Regions from separate parts of the Homo sapiens genome. Here region 2 is linked to region 1. A link is an interaction called in ENCODE POLR2A ChIA-PET data of the cell type or tissue named here. Cell type or tissue: OCI-LY7. All regions are shown on one strand. Links, peaks and the distances in the headings refer to the core of each region. The heading gives the core; the rest is flanking DNA.

Region 1 (2,500 bases), core at 1-2,500:
ATCCCAGAAGTCCAGGATCAGCGGGGCTTTTTTTTTTTTTTTTTAAATAAAGTTTTTTTTTTTTTATTTTTTTTTCATAGAGATGGGGTCTCTCTATGTTACCCAGGCTGGTCTCAAACTCATGGGCTCAAGCAATCCTCCCACCCTACCTCCCAAAGTGCCAGGATTACAGGTGTGAGCCACCTTGCACAGGCTGTTTTTCTTTCCTAGAAACAGGGTCTCCCTCTGTTGTAGTGGTGTGATTATAGCTTCCTGCAGTCTCAAATTCCTGGGCTCAAGTGATCCTCCCGCCTCAGCCTCCCAAGTAGCGAGGACCACAGGTGCACGCCACCACGCCCGCACCTTTCCATTCTAAACCCAGCTGCAGGGAACATCCTTGCTGGCTTCCCTTTGCTCACCTGTGAAAGGTGGGAGGGGGTGTTCCCTATGGCAGTTTACAAGCATCAGCTCATGGAATTCTCATCACACCACTCTGGTGAAACAGATTCAAATGTGCATTTGGCAGAGGAAGGGGTTGGATTCCGTGATTGCTGGGCCCTTCAAGGATTCATAGTGCCCTCGGGAACAGAGCCGTCTTGGTCTAGATAGGCTTTTTCAGTGGGAGGAGAGGGTCAAGGAAGCTGAGAAGTGGAGATGAACCGTAGTAATGCTAGCCTCACACCTGGACCTTCTTCGGTAAATGAAAGGTGGGGCAGGGCCACCACCCCATCACACAGAGGAGGAAACTGAGGTTCAGAGAGGGGCAGAGACTTGTCTCAGGCTGCACAGCTGATCAGTGACAGAACCAGGAATCACAGCCAAGTCCCCGACCTCCAGAGCCTTCTCCTAGGTTCTCACCAGGCACTGGGCCAGGCACAGAGCACACATCAGCTTGCCAGTCCCCACAGAAGCCACAGCCTTACTCTTCCTCCCATTTGTTTGTTGTTGTTGTTGTTGTTGTTAAGATAGTGTTTCACTCTGTCACCCAAGCTGGAGTGCGGTGGCATGATCACAGCTCACTGCAGCCTCGACCTCCAGGGCTCAAGCAATCCTCCCACCTCAGCCTCCCAAGTAGCTGGGACTGCAGGCTACACACCCAGCTAATTTTTGTATGCTTTGTAGAGACGGGGGTCTCGCCATGTTGCCCAGGCTGGTCTCGAACTTCTTGGCTCAAGCAATCCTCCCTCCCCAGCCTCCCAAAGTGCTGGGATTACAGGCATGAGCTACCGTGCCGGGCCTCTTCCTCCCATTTGATAGCAGAAGAAACTGAGGCTCGGAGACACTAGGTGTGGAACACCGCAGGCACCATGCATGCTGAGCACCGTAGCCATGTGCAGGCAGGAGCTGCTGTGGCCCCTGTGTCTGGGGCAGACGAGAGAGGAAGGAAAGAGGAGGCACGGCCTCGCATGAGAGATTAACTTGCGATGCCTCATTATCGCAAATTCATATCTTTGAGGCAGAACCAGAAACAGGATGTGGGTTCCCCTTTAAGGGGCTGGTGCCTCACATTGACAGGTACCATGGGACACATGTGAGCATCATGGGACAGGTAGTGTCGGTAAGAGGTTGGCACCCAGGCTTTGGAGTCAACAGGCTCCTGGCTGTGTGACTGCAGATTCGTGGCTTGACCTCTCTGGGCTTCTGAATAGCACGGGTTGTTAGGCCTGGTGGAACAGTGCTCAATAAATAGTGACAAGGTACTGAGCACTCCAACAAGTGTTGGAGGCAGGGGCAATTATTTGCCAAAAGAGGCAAAGCCTGTGGAGCGGCCTGGCCAGCTTTACCCCCGTCCCTGCTGCCACATCCATCCGCGGTCCTCTGCCCGAGCCCAGCCCTACCAAGCAAACACACCATCAAGAGGAGGCAGGTTGCTATGGCAGTACAGCTTCTGGAAAGGCCCTGGCCTCCCACACAATATCCCTCCACTGTGGTGGCCCCAGGCTTTTCCTGTGGAGGCTTCTGAGGTTGCTCCAGCCTGAGGCCAGCCTGGCCCAGATGCTGACCCAGACACAGCTGTGTTCACATGACACGGGTTTGCCGAGTACCTACCAGGTTCACATGAGCAGGACAGGCAAGGGCCACCCTGCCCTTCCCTCCTCCCAGGGCTCGACCTGGGCCCTGTAAGTGTCACTTGCATTTAGGAGCTACAATACAGCTCTCAGGAATGTCCTGAGTGTCAGGATGACAGGAAGAAAGGGAGAGCCCAGGTTCAAGAAAAGGACACTGGATTGGGTGTTAAAGGCCCATGTCTCGGCCTAACTCAGCCTTAGTGTCTCTGTGGTTGTGAGCAAACACCCATTTCTCTCTGGGTGTTTAGAACTGAGGGGAGTACATGGAGTTCTTTCAAACTAGTCAAAACAGAAGCCGAGCTGTGCACTCAGGAGGCAGGCAGCCCCTTGTTTTGGACTATCGTCTATCACTTACTCGCTGGGTGGCTTAAAGGAAGTTACTCAACATCTCTGAGCCATTTCCTCATCTCAAACTTTTGAATAACAATCCAAGGTTATTCAGAATACTAAAT
Region 2 (6,851 bases), core at 1-2,500, 290 kb after region 1:
ACTCAGCAGCAAGGGCACTCTATTTTTTTTTTTTTTTTTTTTTTGAGACGGAGTCTCGCTCTGTCACCCAGACTGGAGTGCAGTGGCGCAATCTTGGCTCACTGCAAGCTCCGCCTCCCAGGTTCATGCCATTCTCCTGCCTCAGCCTCTCGAGTAGCTGGGACTACAGGCGCCCACCACCACGTCCGGCTAATTTTTTAAATTTTTAGTAGCAAGGGGGTTTCACCGTGTTAGCCAGGATGGTCTCGATCTCCTGACCTCGTGATCCGCCCGCCTCGGCCTCCCAAAGTGCTGAGATTACAGGTGTGAGCCACTGCACCCAGACTTTTTTTTTTTTTTTTTTTTGAGACGGAGTCTTGTTCTGTTGCCCAGGCTGGAGTGCAAATGGCACAATCTCAGCTCACTACAAGCTCCGCCTCCTGGAGTCAAGCAATTCTCCTGCCTCAGCCTCCTGAAAAGCTAGGATTAAAGGTACACGCCAAGACACCCGGCTAGTTTTTGTATTTTTAGTAGAGACGGGGTTTCACCATGTTGGCCAGGCTGGTCTCGAACTCCTGACATCAGGCAATCCACCTGCCTTGGCCTCCCAAAGTGCTGGGATTACAGGCGTGAGCCACCGAACCTGGCCTTTTTTTTTTTGAGATGGAATCTCGCTCTGTTGCCCAGGCTGGAGTGCAGTGGTGAGATCTCAGCAAACTGCAAACTTCACCTCCTAGGTTCAAACGATTCTCCTGCCTCAGCCTCCCGAGTACCTGGGATTATAGGCGTGCACTACCATGCCCGGCTAATTTTTTGTATTATTATTATTTTTTTTTTTTTTTTTTGAGACGGAGTCTCGCTTTGTTGCCAGGCTGGAGTGCAGTGGTGCAATCTCAGCTCACTGCAACCTCCGCCTCCCAGGTTCAAGCGATTCTCCTGCCTCAGCCTCCTGAGTAGCTGGGACTACAGGTGCCTGCCACCACGCCCGGCTAATTTTTGTATTTTTACTAGAGACGGGTTTTACCATATCAGCCAGGCTGGTCTCAAACTCCTGACCTTGTGATCCACCCATCTCGACCTCCCAAAGTGCTGGGATTACAGGCGTGAGCCACTGCGCCCGGCCTCTTTTTAAAATTTAGAACAGTAGCCAGGCGTGGTGACTCACACCTGTAATCCCAGCACTTTGGGAGGCCGAGGTGGGCAGAATACCTGAGGTCAGGAGTTCCAGACCAGACTGGCCAACAGGGTGAAACCCAATTTCTACTAAAAATACAAAACATTAGCTGGGTGTGGTGGTGTGCACCTGTAATCTCAGCTACTCCGAAGGCTGAGGCAGGAGAATTGCTTGAACCTGGGAGGTGGAGGTTGCAGTAAGCCAAGATCGCGCCACTGCACTCCAGCCTGGGCGACAGAGCGAGACATCGTTTCAAAAAAAAAAAAAGAAAAGAAAAGGAAAGGCTGGGCGCGGTGGCTCATGCCTGTAATCCCAGCACTTTGGGAGGCCAAGGAGGGCGGATCATGAGGTCAGGAGATCCAGACCATCTTGGCTAACATGGTGAAACCCCGTCTCCCATCTCTACTAAAAATACAAAAAAAAAAAAGCCGGGCGTGGTGGCGGGCGCCTGTAGTCCCAGCTACTAGGGAGGCTGAGGCAGGAGAATGGCGTGAACCCGGGAGGTGGTGCTTGCAGCGAGCTGAGATCGTGCCACTGCACTCCAGCCTGGGCGACAGAGCGAGACTCCGTCTCAAAAAAAAAAAAAAAAAAAGAAAAGAAAAGGAAAAGGTCAAAGACTGACGAGATGGAGAGAAACTAGAGTCTTTGGAAGTGACGTTACATTTGAGCTAGGCAAGCAGGGGAGTAGAGGATGCTCCTGGAGCACAGATCCCGTGGCCAAAGCCTCAGCCCAAGCCTAGTGTGTGCAGTGGAACTGAGAAGGGGCCAGCGTGGCCTAGGGCGGGGAGAGGACTCAGGGAAAGCAAATGCGGAGGGAGGCAGCGGCAGCCACTTCCGGTTCTCACCATAGGTTGTCTTCTCTACCAGCCTCCCGTCCTCACGGAAGTCATCTGTAGCTTTGCCCAGGAGGCCACGCACTGTGTAATCCTTCAAGGACAGGGAGGTAAAGATCCGTCAGTGACCCCATTCTAAGCCCTAGTAGCCCCTGCCCCAGAAGCTGGGGGTGGGGGGTCCTCAGGTCTCCCTCAGGAAGCTCATGTGCCCAGCCCCTGCCCAGCTGCTCCACAGCCCCAGGAGGAAGGGCACCAGCTCTGTCATGTGGCCTTCAGCAGCTCTTGCTCTCTTTGTATTCAAGCTCTCCTGTCACCTGGGGACAGTAACAGGGCCAGTCTCACAGTACTGCTGCCTGGATTCAGCAGGACATGGTACCTGGCTCCCAGTCAGCAGGCTTCCTACAAGACTGCTGGCTGGTTTCCATGACAACCAGCACTGGCAGCCTCCAAAGGTACTGACCGCTGACAGCCACCCTGTGGCCACCCCAGGCCTCCATGTTTCTCCTCTCCAACCTAACTCGGCAATTTATCACCCCGAGCCCCTTCTAGCATGCCCTGTAGGCTTCTCTCCACGCCTCTAAATAGAATGAGATTCCATGGCCCAGATCAGGCCCTTGCTCATCCCTGCTTGTAAAAACTCCCCCTCCTCTGAATCTGTGCAGCTAACCCCATCTGCCACAGATAAGTAATGATTGGCTGGATACAGTGACTCACACGTATAATCCCAGCACTTTGGGAGACAGAGGCGGGTGGATCGTCGAGTAGCTGGGAGGACAGGCATGCGCCACCAGCCTGGCTAATTTTTTTGTATTTTTAGTAGAGACAGGTTTTCACCATGTTGTCCAGGCTGGTCTTGAACTCCTGGCCTCAAGTGACCCACCCACCTCAGCCTCCCAAAGTGGCAGGAGCCACTGAGCCCGGCCACAATTTTTAAAATTTTTATAATTTAAAAAAATTTTGTAAATAGAGATGGAGTCTTGCTATGTTGCCCAGACTGGTCTCAAATTCCTGGGCTCAAGCAATCCTCCTGCCTCAGCCTCCCAAAGTACTGGGATTACAGGTATGAGTCACCACACCTGGCCCTCATTCCCATTTTACAGATGAGGAAACTGAGGCACACAGATATTAATTAGGTAATCTACCCAAGGACACACAGCTGTCAGAGTGGTAGAAGCTGGGGTTCAAACTGAAGCCATTTGGCTCCAGAATTTGTGCCCTTAACCACTAAAAACATGGGCCCCATAACGTGGCACCTGCGTACATACTTTGTGGTATCAGACTCCATAGCCCCGACCCCACCTCTGGATGGTAAGCTCCCTGTGGGTAGGATGCTGACATCTACCTCTCAGTCTTGGGACAGAATAGGGAATGGCATCATGATCAAGCTCTGGTGTTGGAGAGACCTAGGTTCAAATCCCAGCTCTTAAAGCCCTAACAACTACATGACCTAGGTAAGTAACATCTCCTCTCTGAGCCTCAGTTCTCTCATCTGTGAAATGTGGCTAACAACAGATTCCACTTTACAGGGAGGCTGTGAGGCTTCCCTAAAGGAATCCACGTACAGTGCTCAGCACAGAGTAGTCGGCATACACTAACACTGGTAGTTATTATTGTTATTATTATTACAGCCCCTGCACAGCACACGATCATCAAAAAAATGCTTGCTTATGGCTTGGGTGTTCCCCCACGGAATCCTCTAAGCTTCAGAATCCTGCTGGTGACCCCCAGGAAAGGACCAAGGGAGAAGCAGGCTGTCCCCAGACCCTCGTACCTTGGTAAGATGAGCATTGTACATATCGGTGAGGAGCCTGCATCCATGTCCCACGCCGAGCACTGAAAAGCAGCCAGCGTCATCTCACACCTGGGACCCCCTTCCCATTCCCCTAAGTATCCCCACCCCTACCCCCACCATCAGAATACTCCCTTTTCTGATGCTGCCAAAGGCAACAAGAAGGCAAAAAGATCTTCTACAGGGGGCAGGTGCACCCCTCTGGGTATATATCACATGCAGATTGCTGGGCCTTACCCATATGCACTGAATCTGACTCATGGTTGGAGGGGGCCTAGGATCCCTGCCAAGCTCTCCACAGGATTCTGACACCTGAGAGGAAGAGATCCCTGGCCTAGTCACACAAACCTGCACTCAAATCAGGGACAGCTCTGAGTATAATCTTTAGCCTCTTTGAGCGTCAAGTTCCCCATCAGTAAAATGGGGGTAAAAATACTGTCTGAAGGCCAGGCGCAGTGGCTCATGCCTGTAATCCCAGAACTTTGGGAGGCCGAGGCAGGTGGATCACCTGAGGTCAGGAGTTTGAGACCAGCTTGGCCAACATGGTGAAACCCCATCTCTACCAAAAAATACAAAATTAACCAGGTGTGGTGCTACACTACACTCCAGCTTGGGCAACAAGAGTGAGACTCCGTCTCACAAAAAAAAAAAAAAAAAATTAGCCAGGCGTGGTGGCGGGCACCTGTAATCCCACCTACTCGGGAGGCTAAGGCAGGGAGAATTGCTTGAACCCAGGAGGCGGAGGTTCCAGTGAGCCGAGATCATGCCATTGCACTCCAGCCTGGGAGACAGAGCAAGACTCTGTCTCAGGAAAAAAAAAAAATACTGATTCCTGTGGGTGCTGTGCAGTCGGCACAGAGGAAGGGCCCAATAAACGGTGGCCACTGTGGTCACTTCCTGCCTTTCTCCCGGTCTGTTTCTCCCTCTGGCTGAGGGACAGAATAACTCTGCATTCACTCGTGGGGAGACAGAACAGGGAGAGGGGGCATGAGATCATGTCTGCCTGCCTGTGCCTCAGGAAGCAAGACAAGGGGACTGTGACTGTCGCGGCTGGAGGATGTGGGCACCACCTGACCCTGGGGACACAGATGGCTCATGACTAGGGCTTTGTGTGTCCAGACCCAGCCACATGCAGGCCCTGGCCATTAGGTCCAGAGTCACGCGCCTGGCTGCCCCATGATGCAATGATGGTTTTCCTTCTCCGGACCAGGGGTATTCACTGGCCATGGGACCCAGAACAAGTCACCTAAATCCTACTTTCTTCTTCCATAAAATCATATAGTATCTACCTAATAAAGTTGTTGTGGTAAATAAATGTGCATAAAGGGCCTCGAACTATGTCATGTGTGGGAATCACTGAATAAAGGTGGGTGACTGTGGTATTAACCTGTGATTACCTCCGTCCCACCTATCCACTCCCCAGCTGATCAGCCTTGGGGCAGGAATCAGGGCAGGAGAGGAGTGGTGGGACGTGGGTGCCAGGTAAGAAGTGGGCTGGGCTCCTGGTAGCTTCAGGATCTTTTCTCAAGCCTTATCACTGTACCCCCAGGCTTCTCACATCACCTACCAAGTACTCCAGAAGCCTGGGCATCCAACCGATGTCCCACGCCAACCTTGAGATGGGCGAATGCTGGTCCACATACTGGAAAGAAACAAACAAGGTCCATTTTCTCAACTAAATGCCACCCCAGGATGGCTTTGGGCTGCATGTTGACCTCGTTCTCAGAATGGGCCTCATGGAGCCCAAACTAGCATCAGGCCAGACTCTCAGGCTTCCCCGTCATGGAATCTGGGACCCTGAACTGTATCCTCAGTGCCCTGGGATCCAAAGGGCAGCCCAAGATGCCTCTTACTCTGCCTATCATCAGTCTCCCAGTGAGAGGCTCTAAGAAGACTGGCGTAACACTGAAGGTCAAGAGTGCGGGGTTCCCTGCCCAGCTCTACTGAGGAAGAGTCCCTGGAGGAAAATGGAGGCTGTGAGCTCCTTAAGGCAGAACCTGGGTGTGTCAACTCACTAGCTGCTCAGGAAAGAACTACTGAAAGAATAAATGCAGGAATGAGCCAGAAGTGTTTACACTTCTACAGATTAAGAGGAATCTAGGGGAAGAGTCCAGGGTAGTTAAGGGCCTATTGAATCCAGGCCATGTTACTAAATGTCAACACTGAGCCTCAGTTTTCTCCCTTGTGAAATGAAAATAGGACCCATCTCACAGCACTGTGGTGATATCAATGAGGATTGTACTTGGGGGAAGCTTAACACAATGCCTAGTACAGAGTGGCGACTCAATACATTATACTTCTTATTGTTACCATATAATAGAGTCATTGAATATCACAAGTCCAACGGGTTTTTGAGGTTTCTGGTCAAACCTCTAGATTCCCTGACACATGCCTTAATCACATCTAGTGATGGGGACACATTACCAGAACCAGTTCCATTGTTGGGCAACTTTATTCAGTAAAAAAATCACTCTTTCGGCTGGGCGCAGTGGCTCACACCTGTAATCCCAGCACTTTGGGAGGCCAAGGTGGGCGGATCACCTGAGGTCAGGAGTTCGAGACCAGCCTGGCCAACATGGTGAAACCCCATCTCTACTAAAAATACAAAAATTAGCTGGGTGTGGTGGCACACACCTGTAATCCCAGCTACTTGGGAGGCTGAGGCAAGAGAATAGCTTGAACCTGGGAGATGGAGGTTGCAGTGAGCTGAGATCACACCACTGCACTCCAGACTCCAGCCTGGGCAACAGAGCAAGACTCTGTCAAATAAATAAATAAATAAACTTATTCTTTCCCAGAAACCCAAAACCCCTACCTTAGGACTTCTACCTAGGGTCTCATTTCTCACCTGGAGTCCCAGAATAGAAAAAGGGTCAGCAAACTACAGTCCACAAGTCAAACCTGAAGACTGAAGACTGTTTTTTTTTTGTGTGTGTGTGTTTGCTTGTTTTGTTTTGTTTTGTTTTGAGATGGAGTCTCACTTTGTCACCCAGGCTGGAGTGCAGTGGCGCCATCTCAACTCACTGCAACCTCCACCTCCCAGATTCAAGCGATTCTCATGCCTCAGCCTCCTGAG

What was found. ChIA-PET counts read pairs that join two places held together with the same protein. Peaks named below come from ENCODE experiments on the same cell type or tissue, not always from the same donor. Only the 100,000 strongest peaks of a DNase experiment are listed, where the experiment ranks them.
Region 2: POLR2A ChIA-PET joins it to region 1 with 8 read pairs; 2 of 35 experiments call an interaction of 5 or more read pairs at or near these places.

The regions. Positions count from the first base shown.
Region 1 is chr9:128,025,024-128,027,523 of GRCh38, forward strand. No RefSeq gene overlaps it. Among named protein-coding and RNA genes, the nearest start is that of NAIF1, 41 kb to the right of the region's middle. In OCI-LY7, for the core only: no CTCF peak of the experiment used is centred there; DNase peaks (open chromatin) are centred at 1,438, 2,018 and 2,313; H3K4me3 peaks cover 1,958 bases; H3K27ac peaks cover 1,963 bases.
Region 2 is chr9:128,311,810-128,318,660 of GRCh38, forward strand. It overlaps TRUB2 (TruB pseudouridine synthase family member 2), which reads right to left. Exons shown (of 8, transcript NM_015679.3): 3 at 5,343-5,417; 4 at 3,758-3,819; 5 at 1,999-2,080. LOC105376286 (a long non-coding RNA gene) reads left to right here and starts at 1,742. Exons shown (of 3, transcript XR_930377.3): 1 at 1,742-2,096; 2 at 2,289-2,438; 3 at 3,615-5,090. In OCI-LY7, for the core only: no CTCF peak of the experiment used is centred there; no DNase peak of the experiment used is centred there.